Linked DNA regions of Homo sapiens: region 1 is linked to region 2. A link is a loop called in an ENCODE intact Hi-C map of the cell type or tissue named here. Cell type or tissue: ovary. All regions are shown on one strand. Each heading gives the region's core, and the rest is flanking DNA. Links, peaks and the distances in the headings are about the cores only.

Region 1 (12,367 bases), core at 2,202-10,201, 55 kb before region 2:
CTTATAAGACCCCGGGAAGATCCCATAGGTGTGAGTTCTAGAGCTCCTTGGGGTACTTAGTTGACCCTACATATATGGAAGAGGGTGGGAAAGTGCCCTGAAGGATGGAATGGGGGACAGTGACCATGTGGGTCTCAGTGTAGGATCAGATTGCCCCAACTGGATGGTACTGCTGACCTAGCCACCAAGAGGAGAGCTTACACAATTTTCAATTAGGTACTCCAAAGCATGGGGAAAATCTACCACCATCTCTAACAGAGGCCACTATAGAATTCATGCCAAGAACTTGTTGATAAGTTATAAAATTTTCAGTGTTGGGAAATCAGACCGCCATAGTCAGAATGGTAAAGCCAAAAGAGCACTGCATGTTGAGTTAGAAAAATGCAGCTTGAGTACAGTTCTACTGCTTACTGAATGTGCTTTGTTAGTCATTTAACGTCTCTGAACCTGAGGTCTTTCATCTCTAAAATGAAATGTGTTCTCATCATTTAGCTCCCACTTATAAGTGAGAACATGAGAACACATGGAGACATATAGGGGAACAACACACACTGGGGCCTGTTGGGAGGGTGGAAGATGGGAGGAGGAGAATCAGAAAAAATAACTAATAGGTAGTATGCTTAATACCCGGGCAACAAAATAATCTGTACAACAAACCCTCATGACACAAGTTTACCTATATAACAAACCTGCACATGTACCCCTGAACTTAAAGTAGAAGTTAAAAAATAAAAAAAAAAAATTAAAAATAAAAAAAAATAATAAAATGAAATGAAATGGGATCAGGATACCCCAACTGGATGGTACTATTGGCTCAGTTACCAAGAAAGGGGCTTGAAGAATTTTGGAAAAGATACTTCAAAGCATGGAGGCTCTACCATCTCTAATAGAAGGCCACAATATTAATTGTAATACTAGCCTCGTAGAATTGTTTTGAAGACTGAAAAAGTAAACACCCATGAAAATACCCAGCAAACGGGTATTTGGTGATTATTATTGTTGGCCCTCCCATTTCTTTTAAACTGTTATTTCATAACTAAGGAGAATAAAAATAGCTAATGGCATCCATTATGCTATTACAGTTTTTTTTTTTTTTTTTTTTTGAGACAGAGTCTCACTCTGTTGCCCAGGCTGGAGTGCAGTGGCACGGTCTCGGCTCACTGCAAGCTCCGCCTCCTGGGTTCACACCATTCTCCCGCCTCAGCCTCCTGAGTAGCTGGGACTACAGGCGCCCGCCACCACACCCGGCTAATTTTTTGTATTTTTAGTAGAGACGGGGTTTCTCCGTGTTAGCCAGGATGGTCTCAATCTCCTGACCTCGTGATCCACCCGCCTCGGCCTCCCAAAATGCTGGGATTACAGGCATGAGCCACTGTGCCCGGCCATTACTGACTGTTTTAAATATCAAATCACCCTTTCTTGCTTTTGGTGATGGTTGAAGAGATAAAAGTGGTACTGAGTTTGTGAGTGTTTTTGCTATGTTAAAGTGTCTAATCAATTTCATGCTTAATATTCTATGGGGAAGGGAAATATTAATGAGGATAGAGACGGGAGATGGGGAAAATATTATGAAGCATTAGGTTCCTCAGTTCATTTATGCTATGATTTAGGGCTCCCTATGTGTCTGAGTCTTTGTGACTCAGAAATTCAGGAACTTACTCTTGACATATTTTTGAATATAAAAGAACAGGTTTTTTTTTTTTTTTTTTTAAAGAAGAGGTGGGGGATCATCTTTGGATCCTTGGTTGCTATTTTGAGTACACAGAAATGAAATCCGATTTCTATATTTGCTTATGTACACATGAGGAAATGAAATGTCAAGGATGTCCTTTGCACTATTATCTCAAAATACAGTTTCTATTCAAAGTCTACGATGGGTAAACATTATCTAAATTCCTATAGCCTAGCTGGTGCTTGTGTGCTAGACTAGCCCAAAGCAGTATTGTGAAACAGAGCTTCTTGTCTTCGTGCCTTGCCAGCTCTCTACCTATATTTTTCCTTTTGAGTCTCCTTTTTCAAAGCTCAGTGATGTCCTTAGAGATTTGAAATGAGGAAAACTTCTCATTACAGTAATTTATCCTTTTTACCACCAAACTTAAAGATCTTGCATCACAACCCTACGGGACTTCGCAGTATGGTTGTCACTGAATCTGAAAGCAAATTGGAGCTCAAGTTTTGATTATGCACAGTGGTGTCATGCATTATTCCTTCAAGATAAGGTGTGTAGTACAACAGCTGCCTGCGATGTGTATCTCGAAATGAGGACAGTTGAAATTGTATTCAGATCACCCACAAGAAAGTGCCCTTCTCATTTAACTAAGTTGTGTCCAGGAGAAAAGAAAAAATTATGTTCTGAGCACCTCCTACATTCTGCAGTTTGGATTTTTCACTAAGTCCATTCACAGGCATGGTCTCACTTGAATCACACAATCGCCCTGTGGAGGTAGGTTGTTTTAGCATGGGAACCGGAAGCTCAGAGAAGCTAAGTAATTTCTCCCAGAGTCAGAGCTAAGATTCAAACTCAGTCAGGCACAGTTCCAAAGCCTTACTTGTCCTTTACAAAAAACAAGAACTACCACCATCAGAAGAGTAGTTTCACTAAAATGGGAGAAAGCTGGAGTTTAAACAAAATAGTGGAATAATGAGTTGGCCTTTGTAAAAGTGACATCAAAACAGAAACCTTTAGATGGGGGAGAAAAATCTAAAAATATGTAAAAATATATCTATAGTAAATTTTCTATGATTAAAAAATCCACACAGCAAATCAAGTTTCACAAATGGCAAACTACTAAAATATATGCAATATTTATGACAATTAACTAGTTAATATCTGTTATATATAGTTACTTCAAATCAATATAAAAATTATCCATAAAATAAGAAAAGACAACAGATAATATAAAATTGAAATATAAATGGTTAATAAATTTTGAATAATCAAATCTACCAGCAATCTAAGAACTGTATATCAATAGTTCATCTATTATTCATCCATCATACTGTGTACACACACACACACACACACACACTCACACTTCACATTGGTAAAGTGTAAGAAAAAAGTTGGTTTTATATAGTCCTAACAGAAATTCAAACAAACTGTTACAAATTTTGGGGAAGTCATTTTGGCAATATGTTGTAAGGAATTTATTTGAAGCACTTTAGGATATGTACTAAGATCTATATACTAGCATATGCGCTATAGAATTGTTCATGATAGTACAATCTTTAAAATCATCTAATTGTCTGAAAATAGAAAGTTGGTTAAGTGAAATGCAGTGTATCTTTTAAAATGCAGTCATTAAAAATATAGTTACTGTCAAGGCAATATATTCACTATATACCACTTAGAAGAATCAAAACAGAGGGACCCATAATATGATTGCATATGACAGGAAAAAATATATAGAAAGATAGGCACCAAAGTTAAGCCACTGTGATTCATTGATTGTAAAATATATGCTAACATCTCTGAAATCAAGACAAGACTTACAATCAATGGTGTCTTGGTTTCAATGAAAGTTTGCATATGTCCTCATTTTCTTTTTACACAGATAGGCATCGCTTATGTAATTTTAAAAAGAAGAATGGACTCTGAACATGATATAACAACACTGCTACTACCTGGCTTATTTATATTTTTTCTACAGGAGGGAGTGGTGAAGGGGAAATGCGGAAAAATAATTGCTGGGGGTAAGGTGGGGAAGGATAGGAGAGAAGTTAACAAGAGACCTCATCTAGCTAGTCAGGGAATTCAAGGTTCTAAGTGTTCACAAACTCTGCTACCAAAAACACTTGTAAAGGTGATTATAAAAGTATGCTTTGAAAAAATATAAAGAGAGAAAGCCAAAAAAATGGAGAAAGAGATGCATATCTCAAATTTCAGTAAGGTAAAAAAGAGCCTAGAAATGTATCTAATGACCAGAAAGCTTCAACTTTATGGTTGGAAAGATTCTACGAAGAATAATGGGTTGCCAAGCAGTAAAGAAGGAAGGAAGTCAGTTGGAGTTAGGATGGGGTCATTGGGAACAACCAGAGAATCCTCATTTCCTTTTTAGATACCATTAGTGGAAAGCCACTCCTAGAATTCCAAGATAATTAGCCAAGTCTCTCATGATAGCATTTTGGAAAAGACTGAGAAACCTAGAACTGATGATAGCATGGCTGGGTGTAGTCATAGTTGGATAAGCCACTTATCTAAAGACTGTTGATTAATGGAAATATGCCAACCAAACTAATTGCCTTGTCTCCTTTCACTGTAAATACCTAATTCGTTTCCCACATTACCACTATAATTATCTCTCTAAATCACAGATCTGACCACTGTATATGTTTAACACCTTAGCAGGGCACATAAGGCCCTTTAGCACTGGTTCCTTTGTCGACCTTTTTACCTCAATGCCTATCTCAATAGCCAATAAATGACACTGCAAGCCTCACTGTGACCCTTGCTGACACTGTACTCTACACCATGAATGAAATATAGAGCATAGAGACGAATATAGTCCATACGCCAAAAAATCTGGAATCCGGGTAATAAGAAAAAATTGTGGGAAACTAGAGATATTAAAGGAGAATTTCACAGACATCAGCAAGGTCACCATGGAAAAGCAGCAGCACATTTGGAAGACAGTAGAGCCCATGTGCAAGTGTTTCAGAAAGGTGTTTTTTTTTTCTCTATAGTACAAGGATGTTTGAATATATTAGGGTTGCTAAATAACAGGAATACCCAAAAAGACTATCATAAAAGTCAGAAAGTTTAAGATTACATGAAGAAGCTTTATGAGTATCTTTTGGGACTTCCTAAATGTGTCTCCCATACTAGGCTGCAGGATGGATGAGGTGACATTTAAGGATGCATATAATGCTGATGGGCTATAGCCTAGACCTCATGTAGTGGCAGTGTGACAAGCAACCATCCTAAAAGCCATGCTTTTCTATTATAGTTAAAAGAATAGCCTGTAATCCCACCACTTTGGGAGGCCAAGGCAGGTGGATCACTTGAGGTCAGTAAAAATCTATGGAGCCTCTCCCCAGAAAAATACATTTTGCATATAATTTCTGGGAGTTCATGAGCTTCCTAAAACACAGCCATCCATGGGCCTTTGCCCATGGTCTATGAGCCCCAAGTCAATAACCCCTGAATATAATTAGATTTCACAGGTTCAAATTTGATTTAAATTCCCTCTAGCTTCGATTCCAGCTTGCTTTCCTTTGTCTGGATCTTCTGTTGTGCTATTGTCTGAGTATCTGTATGACCCAGAAAGACTGGCTCTAGTAATCACTGAAAGAATATTCAGTTCTTAGGAAGGAAAATATTTCCAAGGATATTACTGGTCTGTTGTCAGGCACAGTAGACTGCTATGGATTGCAGGTATGTGGCATAACAATGCTTTCTACTGAACTAGCTCCCCTTTCACTTCTGGGGCCCCATGTTTGCCTTTCAAGCTAGTTGCCAAGAAGGGAAAATGGAAAAACCAGGGGAATGTAACTTAAGCTAAGTCCTGAAGCAATTCATGGCAGTGCTTAAAAGAAGCCCATACCTTCTGATGTCCAATCCAAACACCACTCTAAGACATGGCCACCTGCCTGGTATCCACCATGAAAAGTTTTTGTATTAGGCTTATCCACGCCCTTGTGTGAAGTCACCCTGAAAACAAATCTTCACAGATCAGAGAGCCAAGATACAAACAAATGGGAAGATACTGCCCATGGATATCAATGACATAGCTCAACTGAAGCTGAAAAGGAAAGACAAGAGAGAACTACCAGAGGGAGCAGTAATTGCACAAAGGACATGAATACTTTGGTGGGGATGGAGAGGGAGTGCCTGAGAAGGGCAATAGTGAGCTGTGTTATGAGATTTTAGGACACTATATTTAGGTAGCAGAGAGCCTGAGCTAAACACTTTTATTCCAAAATGATTTTCATCAAGAATGCACAAAATTTAATAAGAGAAAGGGAATAAGAAGCTTAGAAGGCTTCTGTCAGTCAGTCAATCAGAAAAACAATTATCTAGGAACTCTTTCCATAAGGTAGCTGTGCTAGGCACTGTACAGCCTGAATAGCTCATTAAAACACCTGTCAGAGGGTCGTCATTCCTTACACAGTTGGCCAGAACTGTGCCCCAAAAACCCATTTTTGGTCCCCATTACCAATTTTCAGGGGGAATAGAAATAAAACTACTTTGTTACATTTGACAAAATATTGTAATGTAATAAAGAATAATACTGATCTCCTTATTGCTTTCAGACAGTAAATATAAGACTACTCCTTAACAATCTCTATCATTTGCAAAGGAACTCCCAAGTTCCATGTTCCAGAAGCTTTCTCTGTGTGACTTTATCATAGCATTTCCCCCACTATACTGAAAGCTGGCATCTCCCGGTGTGTCTCTTGTTAGAATGTAATCTTCAGGAGAGTGGGGCCAGGTCTTGCTTCTAAATCCTCAGAGCTGGCATGGGCCTCGCCTGTACTGAGTACAGCAGGTCCTGGAATAACGTGGTGTCTTTATAATGCTGATGAGAAAAAAAATCGATTCCTGGCCAGAGCTGGTGTCTGTGTGAAGTGTTCTCCCCATGTCTGTATGGGTTTTCTCCAGGTACTCTAGTTTCCTCTCATGTACCAAAGATGTTACCATTAGGTGAATGGGTGTGTCTACATGGTCAGTGTGTGTGCGTGTGCGCGCGTGTGTGTGTGTGTGCGCGCGATCACTGTGATGAGACGGAATCCTCTCCAGGCCTTGAACTGTTGGGGTAGGATCCAGCCACCCTCAACCTTGAACTTAAACAATTGGGAAAATAATTTTTGTATTTGCTTTTAATTATCTTTCTTAAAAGTACATAAGCTCACATTCACTTCAATGTTTAATGTTAAAAGTGTTTGAGATCTTTATTTAGAAGTTTGATGATGTTTTTGTGACCAGAAATATGCCCTCGGAACTTAATTCTCGTTTTATCAATTAGCCTTTGGTAAAATTGGTTCTGTTATACATCATGTTGCTTAGAGTTGCAGTTTCCAAGAACCTACTGAGGCCATTAAGTGAGGGCAGAGTGTACTCAGAGAATCACAAATGCTAACCATCTGGGTCATTTTCTTAGATGGGAGCACTAAGCTATGCTTTTCACTGTCTAGCATGCAGTCCCTCAATTGAGTGCCATCTCCGTTAAGGAGGACAGGCTGCAGAAAGGTGCAATTAAAACAAATTAAGATGATCCTAACATCTATTGCTATAGTTTAGTAGTATCAGGTTCTTTTTTTAAAAGCTCATACAGGAAGGTACAGTATTGCGACTAAAGCAATGCTTTTTCTTTTGTTTTTTTTTTTTTCTTTGACGGAGTCTTGCTCTGTCACCCACACTAGAGTGCAGTGGTGCAATCTCTGCTCACTGCAAGCTCCACCTCCTGGGGTCATGCCATTCTCCTGCCTCAGCCTCCAGAGTAGCTGGGACTAAAGGCGCCAGCCACCACGCCTGGCTAATTTTTTGTATTTTAGTAGAGACGGGGGTTTCACCATATTAGCCAGGATGGTCTCGATCTCCTGACCTCATGATCCGCCTGTCTCGGTCTCCCAAAGTGCTGGGATTACAGGCGTGAGCCACCGCACGCGGCCTGCAATGCTTTTTAAAAATTTGCAGCCAATCTATATTTTTTCATTTCTTTCTTCCTTTCCTCCTTTTCTTTCTCTCTCCTTCCTTCCTTCCTTCTTTTCTTTCTTTCTTTTGTCTTCTCACTCTGTCACCCAGGCTGGAGTGCAGTGGCATGATTACAGTTCAGCTCACCACAACCTCTGCCTCCCGCGTTCAAGGATTTATCCTGCCTCAGCCTCCCAAGTAGCTGGGATTACAGGCGCACGCCACCATGCCTGGCTAATTTTTTTGTATTTTTAGTAGAAATGGGGATTCGTCATGTTGGCCAGGCTGGTCTTGAGCTCCTGGCCTCAAGTGATCCACCCACCTCGGCCTCCCAAAGTGCTGGGATTACAGGCGTGAGCCATTGGGCCTGGCCTCATTTCTAAATTAGTCATTTGAATGTGTTCCCACTACAAATATGATCAGCTCCTCAGAGAGGCCTTTCCTGCCCATCTCACTTCAATAGGCCACCCTCTGTTAACATCCGTATCAGTTCCCTTATTGTTTCCTTATCTGTATTTATGTGGCTGATTTTCTGTTTATTTTTTTTACTGTTGTTGGACTTTCATGAAGATAATGTAAATCTATGAGGGCACAGAACTTGTCTGTCTTATACACATTTGTATCTCTGGATCTAACCTAGTGCCTGACACGCAGTAAGTACTCAATAAATATCTGTTGAGTAGAATAAATGATATTCCTTGAGACTGTACTTTGCAAACAATGTAGTAGAAGAGTAGTTTGTTGAGATCTCTGGAGAAAAACAAAGATGGTTTAGTTGGCCAAATAATTTTGAGCAACGCCTAATGTTACCTTCCTTCTGGAATACTGGTATATCCAAGGCTCTGAGAACTATTGCAAGAAAGAAACCCTTGGGTAGTACTTAACTTAGTGTGTCCTAAATTTATATGACCAAAAAAACTTTTTAAAAGAAATATCTAATAACATTCTGTGGAACGTATTCTAAAGCGCACACCTCGGGCAACAGCTTTAAGCACGAAATAAGATCCTGGACCATTACCCCAGAGATGGTGGTAGATATCTTTCGATATTTTTCTGTATTTACGGAAAGGCCAAAGACAGCTTTTCTGATCACTCAAGAAAGGAAGAGAAGCTTATTCTTACTAAGTGGTCACTTTCATTGACAACCTCTCCTAAATCCTGCAAATTATGGATTCTTACCTCTTTTTAAATGGCTCCCATCACTATGTAGCATCAAAATGCTCTGGAAAGCATAGCTGGCAGCATATTGGGTCTACCTAAAAGGGAAGCCTCCAAGCAACTGGTTTCAAATCCAAATCACTGCTATTGGCACAGGGTTAAATTTAAGATGGCTTATTTTTTCATTTGAGTTTAATTATTAATTAGCATAAAAATTTCTAACCAAAAACACTGGTGTTACAAAAGCATCTCCCAGAGCCTTTATTGAAGTAAGTTACTTTTCAAATGAGAGCATCAGGATATTCAGGTATGTCTCACCATCATTTTGAGGTGTGAGGTAAGTAATGCATCATCAACAATGATTAAAGTACAGAAGTTTGTGACTCGCTTTTAAAAAATCAGTGCCGTTTCAATGTCATCCCCGTAACAGCATCACTCTCCGTCACGTGCATTCTAATATAGTTTCTAAAATGTGAGAGGAAGAGGTGGACTAGTTCATCTTGAGATGATATGTCTGTGATATGTGCCTATTACTAATATTCTATTAATAGTATGACTGATTTTTAATTTATTCCTGAGCAGAAACAAGAAAGGAAAAAAATGAGAAGGGTTTGCAAAATCTGGGGTGGCCCTGATCATGCACCCCACTTGTGCATACACCATCTGCCGTCTAGACCATGACTGAAAGCAACTGACAGAAAAAGTGTGCCTTATTAGTCCACTTAATATATGCTTCAATTTAAAGGAAAATACATATTTTCACATAGCTCTTAAAGATTCAAAGAACTGTACAAAGCAAGGTAAGCTTATGTGATACTTAATGAAAATTTTCTGGTTTTGAGTATATGTGGGGGAGAGGTGGTGGTGGCTCTGAACCGATTTCCAAAAGTTACCAGTTCTCTATGAAGAATTACAGTAAATAGACTGCCCTAATTTTGCCAGAAAGCAATACAGAGCTGTTCTCTACGTAGGACATATAAATGTGTGTTGCATTCGCGCCCATTTCAAATGCTATGCTTGGTTTATAACAGCCTGTTTTGAGGTCACAAAAGTGAAAGCCATCAGCCACAGTGGATCATAGGTCAATGTTTAACAAACATTTAACAAATCACAAATAAAGTTTGAATCTTTGTGGAAGTGTGAAATGGATGAAAGATTCATGTCACCTCTAACTTCCGGCATCCTTTGTATGCACTTTTAAAAAGTCCATTTCGATATCAGTCTAGAATTAAAGGAAACCCTCCTGCTTATGGCACTTACAAGGTGAAAATGAAAAATTCTGATAAAGCTCATAGCCTTGAGGAAAATTTCAAGTGGCTTATTGCCTTAGTTTTCTCTTATTTCACTTACTCATTATCAGACAGAATTGAAGGACAGATTCTGCCCTTTGCTCTATAGGCGAACTTCTTCTATTCTCTGTGGAGACCACAGTTGGTGACTTGAGTATTTCGCTACCCATTTTTCTGTGTAACCCTTGATTTAATGGACTCGAGATCTGCAAAGCACATTCCATGAAAGAAGTCTGTACATCGGCTGATGGGATGTGTGGGTGTGCAGGAATTATGCAAAGAGAAAAGTTACTCTTCTGCATGCAGTGAACCAAATTATCCCCATTCCTTTGCAGAAGAGTTTTTTTTTCTTCTTTTTCTTTCTTTTCACAGCTTGAATAATGTTTAGCTGGGATTTCAGGTTTTTCTTGGTTTTCAGTAGGATCCGACAGGTGTGGGAAAGGGCCACGTGCCCACGGTCAGGGCATCACTTATGAGATCCCGACCCCTCCTCACATGAATTTATCTATGGCTATGGGTGCCTTGTCACTGGCCCCGATTCCACAGTAGGACTCATAAAACTGGCAACCTTAAGACCAAAATAATGTCATTTAATGTCTAGGGGGAGGTTACAAAGGGGATTAGAGGCAGGCAGGCAAGCAGGGTATATTAAATAAGCCCATGACTAACAGGGTGTGACAGAAAAGGGTTTTATTCTTTTCAACAAAACAATTCCCTAGGACTAGGACCATTACTCCACTGTGCCTTTATCACCTTGGAATTTTTATGGTTATTTTTGATTAATTCACATTTTTGTAAAGGCTTTTTTGAAATGAGGCCAGTTTTCAATTTTTAATTAAAGTCGTAAATAATCTTAATTCTGCCTTAAAAGGTTTATTGTTTCTTTTTTTTAATTGCTGCCAGGAAATATTTCAAATACCAAGTCCTGATGTGAGTGAGCAATTAGAATCTCTCCAAGGTCTAGTAACAACATTGTACCATGTAAATATTACACCCTGGTATATCAGCACAAGATTTGGAAATGTGGATTGACTAGTTTCAGGTTTATTAGCAACTGCTTCTCCGGGAATGACATTTCCTTTTTCTGTTGGATGGAGCAACTTGCATCATTTTAACTTCCGCAAATTAATCCATCATGGATTCATAAAGAATTTTTAAAATCTTTGGATAAAAAGGCAGGCTAAAATCGGAAAGTAAACACTGCAAACTTATCACTAAGGGCTGTGCAATGCGAGTCAACAAGTCAATGAAATCCAATTCAACCACTTGCAGAAAACAGTGAACATCAAAAGCTAAGCCATTTGAGAGACAGTGTCTCCATTTACATAAGACAAAATTAAGAGAACACTGCAATTTGACATGAGATTACAATACTGCTCCTTGAAAGTATACTCTTCTTTATTTAGGTTGTTTGTTAAAGGGTGTCTGCAAATTGTCAATAAAATAATATTTTGCAGTCTCAAGATATGGTTTTCTTTTTTCAGTTAGTGCTTCAATAATCTTTCACACAATCAAAACTACTCTTTCTTTATACAGAGGTTGAAACACAACAAATTTGAACAGGAGAAACCATTAATAATTCCTGAAAATATCCCCTGTTATGTTTCCAAATCTGTCATCCTAGGTTACCTTCTTAACTTGAACATCACAGTGTTGCTTATTTGTCTAGATAGGGGACCGATACTCTTTCATGTCCATGACAACTGTTAATCTCTACAAGGGTACTTTCCGATGTTAATGATAGATTTACTATTACAATAAAACCTTACACATTTGCACAACTTGGAGGCAAAAAATGATTAGATTTAGGGGGAAGAAAACCCCCTCATCTAGAAGTTTGTTTTTTACAACTATCATTTATTACTTCAAATTTATAAGGTATATATAGATGATAACAAAAATAATAGACGGTGGTTCTGCTGAAAGTAGTTAATAGCATGCAAAAAGGGTGTGTTATTTTAAGAAGACTAAGCACTTGCTTTCTAACTTTATTTACATTATTAATTAACTTAGCAGTTCCTTTGCTTTTCTGAAACACAAAAGCATATCTAGTGTCTGTCTAATGATCACAGATATCAATTTACTGGGATTCCAATTAAAGAAATTTAACTACATTTCTAGGAAAAAAATGATTTTAACAATTAACTTACAAGAGTGGGTTTGTATGCAATTAAGACTATCTATCAAATCCCCCTGACTGAGCATTTTTCTAACTCACAGGGAAAGGGTCAAATTCCTTCCATATACACACCCTCGGCTGGCATTGTGCTAACACTTCTCAAGGAAG
Region 2 (12,367 bases), core at 2,495-10,494:
TCATTTTCACACAAAGCTGTTGGGAAATTTTTAAATAAGCAGCAAATTAAATCTAAGAATAAATATCTCTAATAACATAAAATTAAGACTATCAAAACCAGAAGGCAACATCCCAATAGTAGTTAAAATGAGAATCACAGAGAAAGAGCTTGAAAAATACACACCATTTCAAACCACATAATTAAGAAGGGAAACCATTAAAATTTTCGACATCTTATTTTTGTAAAACTTTTACATGTTTACTTAATGTTGCTGCTGAAAGCTAACCAAATTTTTTATTGTAATCTCAAGCCTCACAGATCTATGTTAGATTTCTTAAAAGAAAATTCTTATAAAAAAATCAAACATTTATGAGCTCAGATCACTTATGATTCCTGTAAGTGCGAAAAATAAATGGACATATGGTACAAATTCTCACTCATTTATACTTTATTTTGCAAGTGAGATGTGTAAAGCTCTTCAAGACCTTCCCAACCATACATGAAAACAGAGGAAAGAGTTCTGGATTTACACCTTTTTTTTTCTTTCCCAACATGAAATTTTATGAATTACATACAGTGGCAGGTCAAGAACTGAGTTTGAATAAATTAATGAATGGTTTCTACTGCAATCAACAAATTCAGTGAATACAAAGAGACTATGGTTTAGTTTTACCCTTTTCCTTCTTTTCTAATTAAATTCTAGATACAGAGCCTCCCTCGAATGCAGAGTTAACAGTGGGGTTGTGTTTCTGATCAACAGAAGCTGCTGGATTACACCTTGTCCACAGATATAAAAAGGTAGTAAGTTCCATAAAGAAACTCTGTCCCCATTTGAAATCTCTATTGCTTAGTGCTTTTAATGCAATTGGGGAACTGACTGGGAGCAGAAAACTATCCCAATGACAGACATATGAGGACTCTGCTATTTTCTAAAAGTCAATCAGCACCATTTGTGCCCGCAGAAAAACCAATCGCTCCCTAATGCAGAGGGCTGAGAGTACATGGGGAATATACAATGAAACTATTACAAGTTTAAAAGAACAGCATTCATATTTTTTTTTCCACCTAGGAAGTGTTAAAGACTATGAATTGCAGCTGAGGGAGAATTAAAGTCCCTATTTACACATTTCACTGTGCCTGCAAAGCTGAAAAAGAAATGAACTCAGTTGTAAAAGTATGCAGTTCGCTCAGGCAATTTCATTGTCTTAGTGTAGGAGAAAATGTCCTTTAATGTCATCAGCTAAGAAAAGGTGAATATTCAGGAATCAAAAAGCACCAGAAATGTTAACATTAAAAAGAAAAAGAAAGGTGATAGGACTAGAAACGTGATAAGGCACATGGAGGATGTGTGGGATTTGGAGGAAGAGGCATGCGAAGAGGGGAGAGAAGCCTCCTAAATCAGGGATTTGCAGCTGGAATGGGAAAAGATTAGAATTTCTGGGGTTGCAATGTAGTTTGAAAAAGGACATTAAACAATATAATCTTATATTGTGAATATAGAAACATACCTTTCATTTTTGTAACACAAACCTTGGTGAGTCTAGCCCTATGAAATCTTCTTGGCTGATGGAGACAAGCCCATTCTAAACTAGCAGCCAAGAAGATTCTCAACAGGAGAGGGAGTGGGCAGTTGGAAGAGTAATGTACAAAACAAGTACACTCCCAGGGGGGCACAGGAATAGGGAAAGGACTGAGATTTGCTTTGTGCTTATTGGAAGAGGGCATGGTGTTTTAAAAATTGAATAACACTGTCCAAAGTCATCCTAAAAGTATTACTAACACCTTCAGAACCCTGTTTAGTAAGAGCCATTACTGCTGTATCTGTCAAAGTAACCTTGGGCGATTTGACTTTTTGGAATACAAACCTCTGGCACTTTTCTGGAACCTAGCTGACCTCTGGATAGGGTACTTTATTGTGTTTCTGCATTTGCATTGCATCATTTTTTTTTTTTTTGAGAAGCAAAAAGTACCTTATAGGTGCTTACTTTTAAGTAAAATAAAAAGTCTAAAATAGACTAGAAACCAGTAACATGCCTTAAGGTTTTACTTGCACTCTTCCAAATAAACATATTTGGTTCTTTTTTATGTCACTGGTTTTTGTCCATCGTGACAAGTCTCACAGATTCATTAGGAGGAAAAATATCAAGCTATCATCATATAAAGACCCCACAGAAAACATCAAGAAATTCAAAACCTCTCTCTGCTTCCACAGCCCTCATTAAAAAATTGCACCTGTCAATAAAACACAGATAAATTAGGTGACTGTAAGTGAAAACTGCTAAGGTAAATCAGTAACTAAAAAAACTAAACCCCAGGTAGGTGAAACACCATTAAATCTGTCGCTGTCTCATCAGATCAGCAGCCAATCAGGTCCTGGCGGGCCATATGTGTATTTATAAATATATCTGCTAATGTAAAGGTCGCACTGCTCACTGCTCAGGGAAATCAGGCACATTTGGAACCATCCCTAGAAGATTTTGGTTTCTTTAAAAAAATATTTTGACAATTTGTGACAAATGCAATCCTGCCCCCATATGTTTTGTACTATTTAAAGGGAAATGACACCCAGTTGCCTTCACATCAACATGTGAATTTTTTTTTTCTTTTAATAATGAAGTTAGAAGATGAGAGGGGAGGCAGGTTACCTTCCATACATCTTTAAAAGATGTAAATATCTTTCCAAACTTTATATTTCCACACTTGTCCAAGAGGACAGAGCTTCCAAAATCTGTGTTACTGCTCATGACATAGGAAATCACAGAAATTTTTCTTCCAAATTGGAGGCTGAAGTGGAAAAATAACTGGAATGACAAGAAAGCGATGGCAGATTCTTGCCACCAAATGCAGTCTTCTGTCCCATTGCCTATTTTTTTTTTCCGGCTCAGTAACTCCTTCCCCTTTCTAAGTATGAGTAGGAAAAGGACTCTTGAAATGCTCCCCTCTGACACCCTCTGAAGAAACCTCTAATGAATTAATTTAGAACATCTGGATGAATTCAGAACATCTCAATCAGGCCCAAGAGTAACATCACCATAAGGCTGCAAGAGCCAGAAGTGAAGAATAAGCTTCAAATAGGACACACCCATTTACTTGCATCTCACCCCATTCCTTAGTGCCAACACAGTGACAAGGTTTCTCTATGGCATGGGAGACAGAAATCCTCCCCCTGCAAAAAAAAAAAAAAAAAAAAAAAAAAAAAAAAAAAAAAAAAAAAAAAATCCACAATCGGATGACATCTTTGGTGGAAAAAAAAAAAAGCTTCTGACAAGACAGAAAGGTATGAAAATATTTTGAGAGAACTTGTTTAATCGCCCAGCAATGCCTTCCGTTCAATTTAGCCCTTGAATCAGAATAATCATGACAGATGGCTCCTGCTAGTTAAAAAAAAATTAGCTAAAATTTCAGATAACGCAGCCTTCTGTCATGTTCTCCTACTCTGAGGTTTATGCAGTTTGTTCAGCAGGCTCTGAACTGCATACTGCTAGTTGATGACCAGTTTTCACTTAGGATCTGCAGAATTCACACCACTCGATACCGAATGCTTACAACTCCCAAGCCGGGAGAAATATTGTCAGTTCAGATGACAAAAGACCTTGCTAGGCCACCCCTCCTCCACCCAGATATTAGATCCACATTTTATACACCAAGCAATGTTTAAAATGTAAGGACCGAGAGGAAAGCTCTTGGCTCTATCAGCCTTGCCATCTCTTTGTAGCAGAATAAACTCATATCTGATGCTATAATTACAACCCTAATGGACACATTTAATTTATTTTGGAGAACTGAGGTTGATATCCACTAGTGCTATTATTAAAAAGACTAATGAGAGCTGCTCGGTAAGAAAAGAAAAGATTTATTGAATTCCTTTTGGCACCCGGCACAGCTTAGCAATTTTGAGAGCCCATCAAAACAGCAGATATATACCCTGCTCAGATGTGCTGTATGGGATGTGAGCTGGGTTTCAGATTTTCAATAACAAATCTGTCACTCCGATTTTAATTAGACGGCTTAAAGCAGCCACATCAATAATGGCAGAATGACGGCTTAGTTCAAAGATCATAGAGATGTTACTTTACTTTAATAGTTCTTTTATACAAGTACATATTTCAGAAGTTTGCAAGGCATTCATCTTGACTACCCCTTTCACCAAAGAGGAGAAAAAAATATTCTTAATTGAATTGAACCAGGAACACTAGCAGTCATCACCATTTCTACAGCAGGCTGTTGCATCCAGCTGGTGAGGAGGTCTAATTTCACACCACGCAGCAATGAAATGCTGCTAACTTTTATTTGTGAGTGTGAAATGGTAATATTTCATGACAGCGAAAGGCCAGTTGACACCGCTGGGTGCACCCTCCGCTGCTCCAAACCTGAGAGACAAATGGGAGGTCTTGGTTGAGTACTGACAAGCAAATGGATCTTTCTCATGAAAAGCTCCCAGAGAATGAAGGGAGGACTCAATTTGGGATGAAGGGTGAAGCCCGCTGTAGAAGTTCCCATTTAACTGTGGACACTCCTCTGCACAGATGGTACAGGAAAGCGGATGGTAATCTCAGAGTGAAAAACTGGCCAAAGTCTAAACCTTTTTTTTTTTTAAACTGGGTGGGGATAATGAAGAGTTGTCATTGTATTCCTTTCCATTGATTCTTGTTACATGAAGAAAAACATTGGCTGAATAAATATTACATAAATAAACACTATTAGTATATAGAAACTATTACTATATTGGTATATATCTTCCACACTTTGATGGGAATATGTGTGTACACTTTTCTTTAAAAAATAAAACCATTCTATACATACTGTAAAGATTTCTGCTTAATATTTCTGCTTAATAATATGGGTATTATTTTCCATATCAATAAATATATACCAATGTCATCATTTTAACAATTATATACTATTGCATTGTATAAATAATCCATACATTACTGAATCAATCCCCTCTTGCTGGACATTCAGATAATCTCAGATTATTTTGCAATGTTATGTGTATATGTGTGTATATATATATATAAATACTAATACAGAGTACATGAACATGTACTTTCTATATATGAGTATGTATTATACACACACACTATATAATTTGATTATTATATTCGAATAAATTATCTTAGGATAAATTATTAGAGCTGGCACTCCCAAGTCTAAGTATCTGCATTTTTAAAAAAGATTTCATATGCAGTCAGCACTCTACATCCTTGAGTTCCACATGTGCACAAAACCAACCCTCAGATTAGAAATATTTTTTAAAAATACAACGATAAAAATAATACAAATAAAAAATACAGTATAACAACTATTTACATTACATTAGGTATTATAAATAATCTAGAGATTATCTGATGTATACAGGATGTGTGTAGGTTGTATGCAAATCCTATACCATTTTATATCACACATTTGGGCACCCATGGATTTTGGTATCCTCATGGGGTCCTGGAACCAATTTTGCATGGATACTTAGGGAAAACCATATATTATATCACTGTTCTAATGGGTAGAGAATATGTTTCTTAGAAGCATCTTCTCCTGGATCAGATCCTGACAAAACACTCTAAACCTGTTACTACCACTTTCACAGCATCATTCAAATCCTCAATTCTATCTCCACTTCCTCTGCAATGCTATTCATCACTCCCCAGAATAACCTGAACATTCTCTGGACCCAATCCCTGCAAGTCTCCCTCACTGTTCTGGTCAACCTTCAGTGGTGTAGCCAAAGTTGTATTGACTCCTCATAGACAGGACTAACATCCTTCATGTTGTCTTAACACTGACTTCTGCAGCATCTAAATAGCACACGCTTCGAGCGAAGACCACAGCCCGTGTGCCAATGCCATTTCATTGCTCTGCACCAGCTCTGCCTCGTTTCAGGCTATGTGACTTTGGGACAGTGACTTCTCCTCTATGTGCTTCAGTTTCTTAATTGTTCTGAGTACTTCCTTCAGGAAGCCTTCTTGGACCTCTTATGTCTAGGTTAGGGCCTTTCCCTGTGTCCCCATGACACTCCATACTTCACCCAGCACAACACTTACCACACAGTTTTATGGATGTCTGGTACCTGTTTTCCCCAACACTAGACTATCACAGTAGGATCCACAGGCATCAATCTTGGTCTCTACTTATGTGCCATTCATTGAAAAAGATAATTATTGAGTGCCTACTTTAAAAAGATAATTATTAAGTTCCAGATGGTATTTCTGGAAGAACTAGGGATACAACAGAGAACACAACAGATAAAGTCACCACTCTCATGTGGCATATATTCCAGCGGGGAGGAGCAGACCGACAGCAGAATGGGTCAACGTAAGGAACGGCAGATAACGGTAAGTACCATGGAAGCAGGCAAAAGAGAGGGTGGGGTGGACTTGCCGTTTAGGAGTCTGGGGTCAGAGGAGGTCTCCCCCAAAAAGTGACCTTAGGAGAAAGGACTGTTGGTGTCTGGAGTTGGGAGAGACCAGTTTCTTTGAGCAGTGGACTTCTTCCTGTTGGTTTCAGAACACAGGCCCTATATCATATTTTGTTTAAAGTAAGAGGTCTGCTGCTTAAAAAGAAAAAAATTTTTTTCCAACACAGCTTCTAGTGTAAATGGCTTTTTGTGCTAGGCACTATATAACGTGACTTTAAAGCTGGCATAATTCCCCAAACAATGAAAGCTTCTGGTGAGAAGCACGTAAGTGTTGAGAGAAGTGATACACCAAGAGGAGGCCCAGGTTCACACTCGACGTAAGTGGCAGAGCTGGGATTAAACTCCTTGTCTGCTACCTCCAGAGTCCATATCTCTCTCCTCACCCTGAAATGTAAGCCAGACATACCAGCAGGCTGCCAAGTCATTTTAATTCAAATTTGATGGAGCTGCCACAGCACTGGTATTGCTTTGTTCGAGTTTGCTTCCCAGATGACCTTGCTGTGTGTTTAGACACCTTTGACAGCCCATATTGAACATACCTAAAATGGTCTTCACTGTAAGAGTTCATTGATTGTGCCTCTGTATGTTCAGAGTGATAATGTTTTTTAATCAGAGGGCATTTTATTTGGAATTTCTTTTCAAAAAGTGCAGGTAGTTCTAAACACTAAATACAAGGTAAAGGTTTTTTAAGAATGTGCCTAGAAAGTATTGCTCTTGGCCCAATTTCTACATCAGATCACTGTCCAGTTCTGCCTTCTGCTTCTCACTGACTTTTCTTCTTCTTCTTCTTCTTTTTTTCTGCTTGCTTCCCTACTTCCAGCTGCCAGCAAGTCAGATAATTAAATGCCAAAGTAGTGACACTTGGCATTTCAATGAGCGTTCTGTATTTACTACACGGTTTCTCTCGACAGCCCTCCTGCTCAGCATGCGTGCAAGCTCTACGCTGCTCTGCTGAACTGAAGCGCTCTTTTGTTGCAGGGCTGGACGAACTGAAGAAAGATGAACTCGGGCAGCAGCCAAGAACTGAGAGGAGGGGGTCAGCAGATTCCCTAACTTCTCTCCTCCGCTACCTCTTGGAGTTTATGTCCTCATTTCAATTAAACAAGCCTTTGTTAAAACCTTAGCCCTCTGTGCTCAGCCCTCTACTGGGACATTTTTAAAATGAATTTTGTATTAAAGGAGACAGGACTTTAGGTCTTTTCACTTCAACCAGGTACTGCCAGAATATTGCACTATACATGAATCAGAAAGTGAGTTCACCTTAATAAGCTCACCCAATTTTATACAAAAGCTATTTGTCAGAGAGAAGTCGACATTGGATGCAAAAGCCTGACTCTAGCTTCCAAGGCTGTAATTTAGACCTTGGGAGAACTGTCTAATTCAAAATGTGCCTCTTCACCATAAGGATCATGCGGTCAGGCGGCAGCTCAGCCATCACCTCCTTCTGGAAGCCCTCCCTGACCCCATGAGTCCGGGTTAAGTGCCCTCCTAGGTGGCTCTGATGCAGCCAGTCCTAGACCATAAACTTAGAGGACAGGAACCCTGTCTTACTGAGAATGTCCCATGCCAAACACAGCACCTGAAACATATCAGGGGTATGATACATAGTTCCAATTAAACTGCTTTGCAGTGAGATGATAAAGCCTTTTCAAATTCCTTTAAAAACCTTTAAAAACCAGTGTAGCTGGTTTTCTGGGGCTTTGGAAGACATCATACTAATACTTTTCATGAGACCTCTTGTAGCATATAACCTTACCAAGCAGATCCAGAAGACTAGAACCTCCCCAGGTGGATGCCTAGCCACTTTTTGGCAAATTGCTTTCATGGGACATTCAAAACCCTGAGAGCTACTTCAAAAGTTTCTGGAGAGCTTTGGCAGGCTCTAAGCTCCAGTGTATCTGCCACAGAGGGAGAGAGGGAGTCATGTTAACAGTTTTAATCTTATTCCACCTGCAAAGTAATTGCTTACACTTAAAAAAAAATGCTGGATTGGCCTGTCTAATTCCATTATACCTTTAAAGAATGGCACATTTTAATTCCTTTGCTGTTTCCACATAGTGCTATTGTATTTACTTGCTAATGCATAGAACAGAAAAGAACATGACATTCTCAAAGTTTTTCTTTCCCATGATTTGCCCTTCCTCTACCAGCAGGAGGTACCTTTACCTCTCTGTTTTTTTTTTTCCTACATAGCTACATAAACTTTAAAAAGAGATCATCTGACTACACTGCCTCTTATTGTCTCTTTTTTCACTCCTTTGTATTAAACGCAGCTCCTATCCAAGGCAATCTTGGCAGGAAGACACCATCTCTCCCACATTTCCCCTACCCCAGTACAGTCCTACTTGCTCTCACCAGGTTGTGCACAGCTCATTACAACTCTAGTCATCTGGAATTGTAAAGATCAAAGTTTTGCTACTTACTACAGTGTTTCTATGAATGGCTGCATTCCTCTTTTACAAGTAACCCATGACGGAAAACACAGGGGAAGCTTCTTCTTTTTCTTGTTGACAAAAGCTGGATCACTTCATGAATGCAGGAAAAAATTTGCTATATATTTAATATCGAAATAAGTGAAAACTAATACATTTATAAGATCCTTTCTGTTTCTGGCCAGTCAGAAAGGCCAAGCCTAGCAAAGATACTACATGTCTGCTCCCTTGATTTTAGCCAACAGATAGTTTCAAACTCTTTTCTTCATCAAAACTTTTCTCGCCAAAACAGAAAAAAAGTTGGCTTGCATCTCAACTTCTCTTATTTTCTCCATCCTATATGGAAGGCTTCAGGCAGCTACCCAGAAAGAAGGTAGGATAATTGAGGCCTAAGTCACCATAGGGTCACTGGCTCTTAAATATAAGCACAAATGAAGCCATAATTCCTAGAATTAGAAGAAACTAGAGTGAAAATCAAAGTGAAGGACATTGATTGAGGGTCTCTTGGCCAAGAAACAACATTCTCTTGCGCTTGTTATATTTCCTGCACATGGAGCTTGATGTGGTTGGCTGTGTCCCCACCCAAATCTCATCTTGAATTATAACTCCCATAACTCCAATGTGTCAGGAGAGGAACATGGTGAGAGGTGACTGAATTATGGGGTGGGTCTTTCCTGTGCTGTTCTCTTGATAGTGAATGAGTCTCACAAGATCTGATGGTTTTAAAAAGGGGAGTTTCCCTGCAAAAGCTCTCTCTTCACTGCTGCCATCCATGTAAGACATGACTTGCTCTTCCTTGCCTTCTGCCATGATTGTGAGGTCTCCCCAGCCATGTGGAACTGTAAGTCCATTAAACCTCTTCTGTAAATTGCCCAGTCTCTGATATGTCTTTATCAGCAGCATGAGAACAGGCTCATACAGTAAATTGGTACCAGCAGAGGGGGGCACTACTGTAGATACTTAAAAATGTGGAAGCGGCTCTGAGACTGGGTAACAGGCAGGGATTGGAACAGTTTGGAGGGCTCAGAAGAAGACAAAAAAATGTGAGAAATTTTGAAACTTCCTAAAGACTTGTTGAATGGCTTTGACAAAAATGCTGAGAGTGGTGTGGATAATAAAGTCCAGGCTGAGGTGGTCTCAGATGGAAATGAGAAACTTGTTGGGAACTGGAACAAAGGTGACTCTTGTTATGTCTTAGCAAAGAGAGTAGTGGCATTTTTCCCCTGCCATAGAGATGTGTGGAACTTTGAACTTGAGGGAGATGATTTAGGGTATCTGGCGAAAGAAATTTCTAAGCAGCAGAGCATTCAAGAGGTGACTTGGGTGCTGTTAAGGGCATTCAGTTTTCTAAGGGAAGCAGAGCACAAAAGTTTGGAAATTTGCAGCCTGAAAATGCGATAGAAAAGAAAATCCCATTTTCTAAGGAGAAATTCAAGCTGGCTGCAGAAATTTGCATAAATAATGAAGAGTCAAATGTTAATCCCAAAGACAATGGGGAAAATGTCTCCAGGGCATGTCAGAGGTCTTCATGGCAGCTTCTCCTATCACAGGCCCCGAGGCCTAGGAGGAAAAACTGGTTCTGTGGGTTGGGCCCAGGGACTGTGTGTGCTGTGTGCAGCCTAGGGACTGCTAGGGCAGTGCAGAAGGGAAAGGTGATGTTGGAGCCCCCACACAAAGTCCCTCCTAGGGCACCACTTAGCAGAGTTGTGAGAAGATGGTCATTGTCCTCCAGACCCCAGACTGGTAGATCCACTGACAGCTTGCACTTTGTACCTAGAAAAGTTGCAGACACTCAACATCAGCCTATGAAGGCTGCTGGGAGGGACGCTATACCCCGCAAAGCCACGGGCAGAGCTGCCCAAGACCATGGGAACACACCTCTTGCATCAGCATGACCTGGATGTGAGACATGGAGTGAAAGGGGATCATTTTGGAGCTCTAAGATTTGACTGCCCCGCTGGATTTGGGAATTGCATGGGCCCTGTAGCCCCTTTGTTTCGGCCAATTTCTCCCATTTGGAATGGCTGTATTTACCCAATGCCTGTACCCCCATCATATCTAGGAAGTAAGTAACTTGCTTTTGATTTTACAGGTGGAAAGGACTTGCCTTGTCTCAGATGAGACTTTAGACTGTAGACTTTTGAGTTAATGTTGAAATGAGTTAAGACTTTGGGGGACTCTTGGGAAGGCATGATTGATTTTGAAATGTGAGGACATAAAATTTTGGAGGGGCCAGGGACAGAATGATATGGTTTGGTTGTGTCCCCATCCAAATCTCATCTTGAATGGTAACTCCCATAATTCCCACATGTTTCAGGAGGAACCCAGTGGGAAGTGATTGAATTGTGGGGGCGTGTCTTCCCTGCACTGTTCTCGTAATAGTGAATGAGTCTCGCGAGATCTGATGGTTTTCAAAGTGGGAGTTTCTCTGTACAAGATTTCTTTGCCTGCTGCCAACCATGTAAGATGTGACTTGCTCGTCCTTGCCTTCTGCCATGATTGTGAGGCCTCCCCAGCCATGTGGAACTGTAAATCCATTAAACCTCTTTCTTTTGTAAATTGCCCAGTCTCAGGTATGTCTTCATCAGCAGTGTAAGAACAGACTAGTACAGAGCTCAATTCACAAAAAAAAAAAAACCCATTTTTCCTCACCATTTCAGTCAAAATTATTATTATTATTAATTATTACTGAGACAGGGTCTTGCTCTGTTGTCCAGGCTGGAGTGCAGTAAAGAGCTTGGCTCACTGCAACCTCCATCTCCAAGTCTCAAGCAATCCTCCCACCTCAGCCTCCTGAGTAGCTGGGACCACAGGTGTGTGCTACCACACCTGGCTAATTGTTTTTTGTACTTCTTAGTAGAAACAGGGTTTCACCGTGTTGCCCAGGCTGGTCTCAAACTCCTGAGCTCAGGCAATGTGCCTGCCTCAGCCTCCCAAGGTGCTGGGATTACAGGTGTAAGCCACTGCACCCAGCCCCAGTCAAAATTAAATACAAGTGTCCTGTCAGAATGAAACTTCTACAGTTTGAGGAATCATTAATTACAAAGCATTGCTTCTTGGTACATGAATATTTGGGCCCAGAAAGCAGATGTTTGCTCCTCTCTAGAATGTCATCTTCTACCACAGATTGTGTAGATATACAACAGCTACTATTAGATTCACTATTTTCTAAGAAACAATGTCAATTAGTAATAGGAAGAGATGTTTCAAGTAATAAAAAATTTTAGCAAAGGAAGCAAAATTTTAGCTCATGTGAGAAATCTAAGATTGGGAAAGAAGTTTTCTCATATGCAACATTCAATGGAAGCAGAGGTCATCCACGTTAGAAGCATTTTGTACAAAGTCAAACAATTTTGTGATGGAACAATCTACTTTTGTAAAAGTTACTTTCCCTCTAGTTCCTGGCATTCCCAGTTAAAATTAAAACTGTATAATATTGCTAATCTATAAACTACATAGTTTGTTCTACCCACATCAATTAAAAATTCATTTGTGGAGAAAAAGAAGAGAAATAAATCAGTCATGCTAATTAAAAAGAA

What was found. Hi-C counts contacts between places; a loop is a spot of excess contacts. Peaks named below come from ENCODE experiments on the same cell type or tissue, not always from the same donor. Only the 100,000 strongest peaks of a DNase experiment are listed, where the experiment ranks them.
Region 1: a loop joins it to region 2, with 5 times the contacts of the local background. A loop is called at or near these places in 1 of 110 quality-filtered maps.

What each region holds. Positions count from the first base shown.
Region 1 is chr9:3,918,919-3,931,285 of GRCh38, forward strand. All of the region lies in intron 6 of GLIS3 (GLIS family zinc finger 3), which reads right to left. Among named protein-coding and RNA genes, the nearest start is that of GLIS3-AS1, 26 kb to the left of the region's middle. RefSeq lists an enhancer at 8,377-9,576. In ovary, for the core only: no CTCF peak of the experiment used is centred there; no DNase peak of the experiment used is centred there.
Region 2 is chr9:3,973,645-3,986,011 of GRCh38, forward strand. All of the region lies in intron 4 of GLIS3 (GLIS family zinc finger 3), which reads right to left. It overlaps LOC105375964 (a long non-coding RNA gene), which reads left to right. Exons shown (of 3, transcript XR_007061399.1): 2 at 685-779. LOC124902111 (a long non-coding RNA gene) reads left to right here and starts at 6,173. Exons shown (of 2, transcript XR_007061400.1): 1 at 6,173-6,313; 2 at 7,375-7,519. In ovary, for the core only: no CTCF peak of the experiment used is centred there; a DNase peak (open chromatin) is centred at 7,377.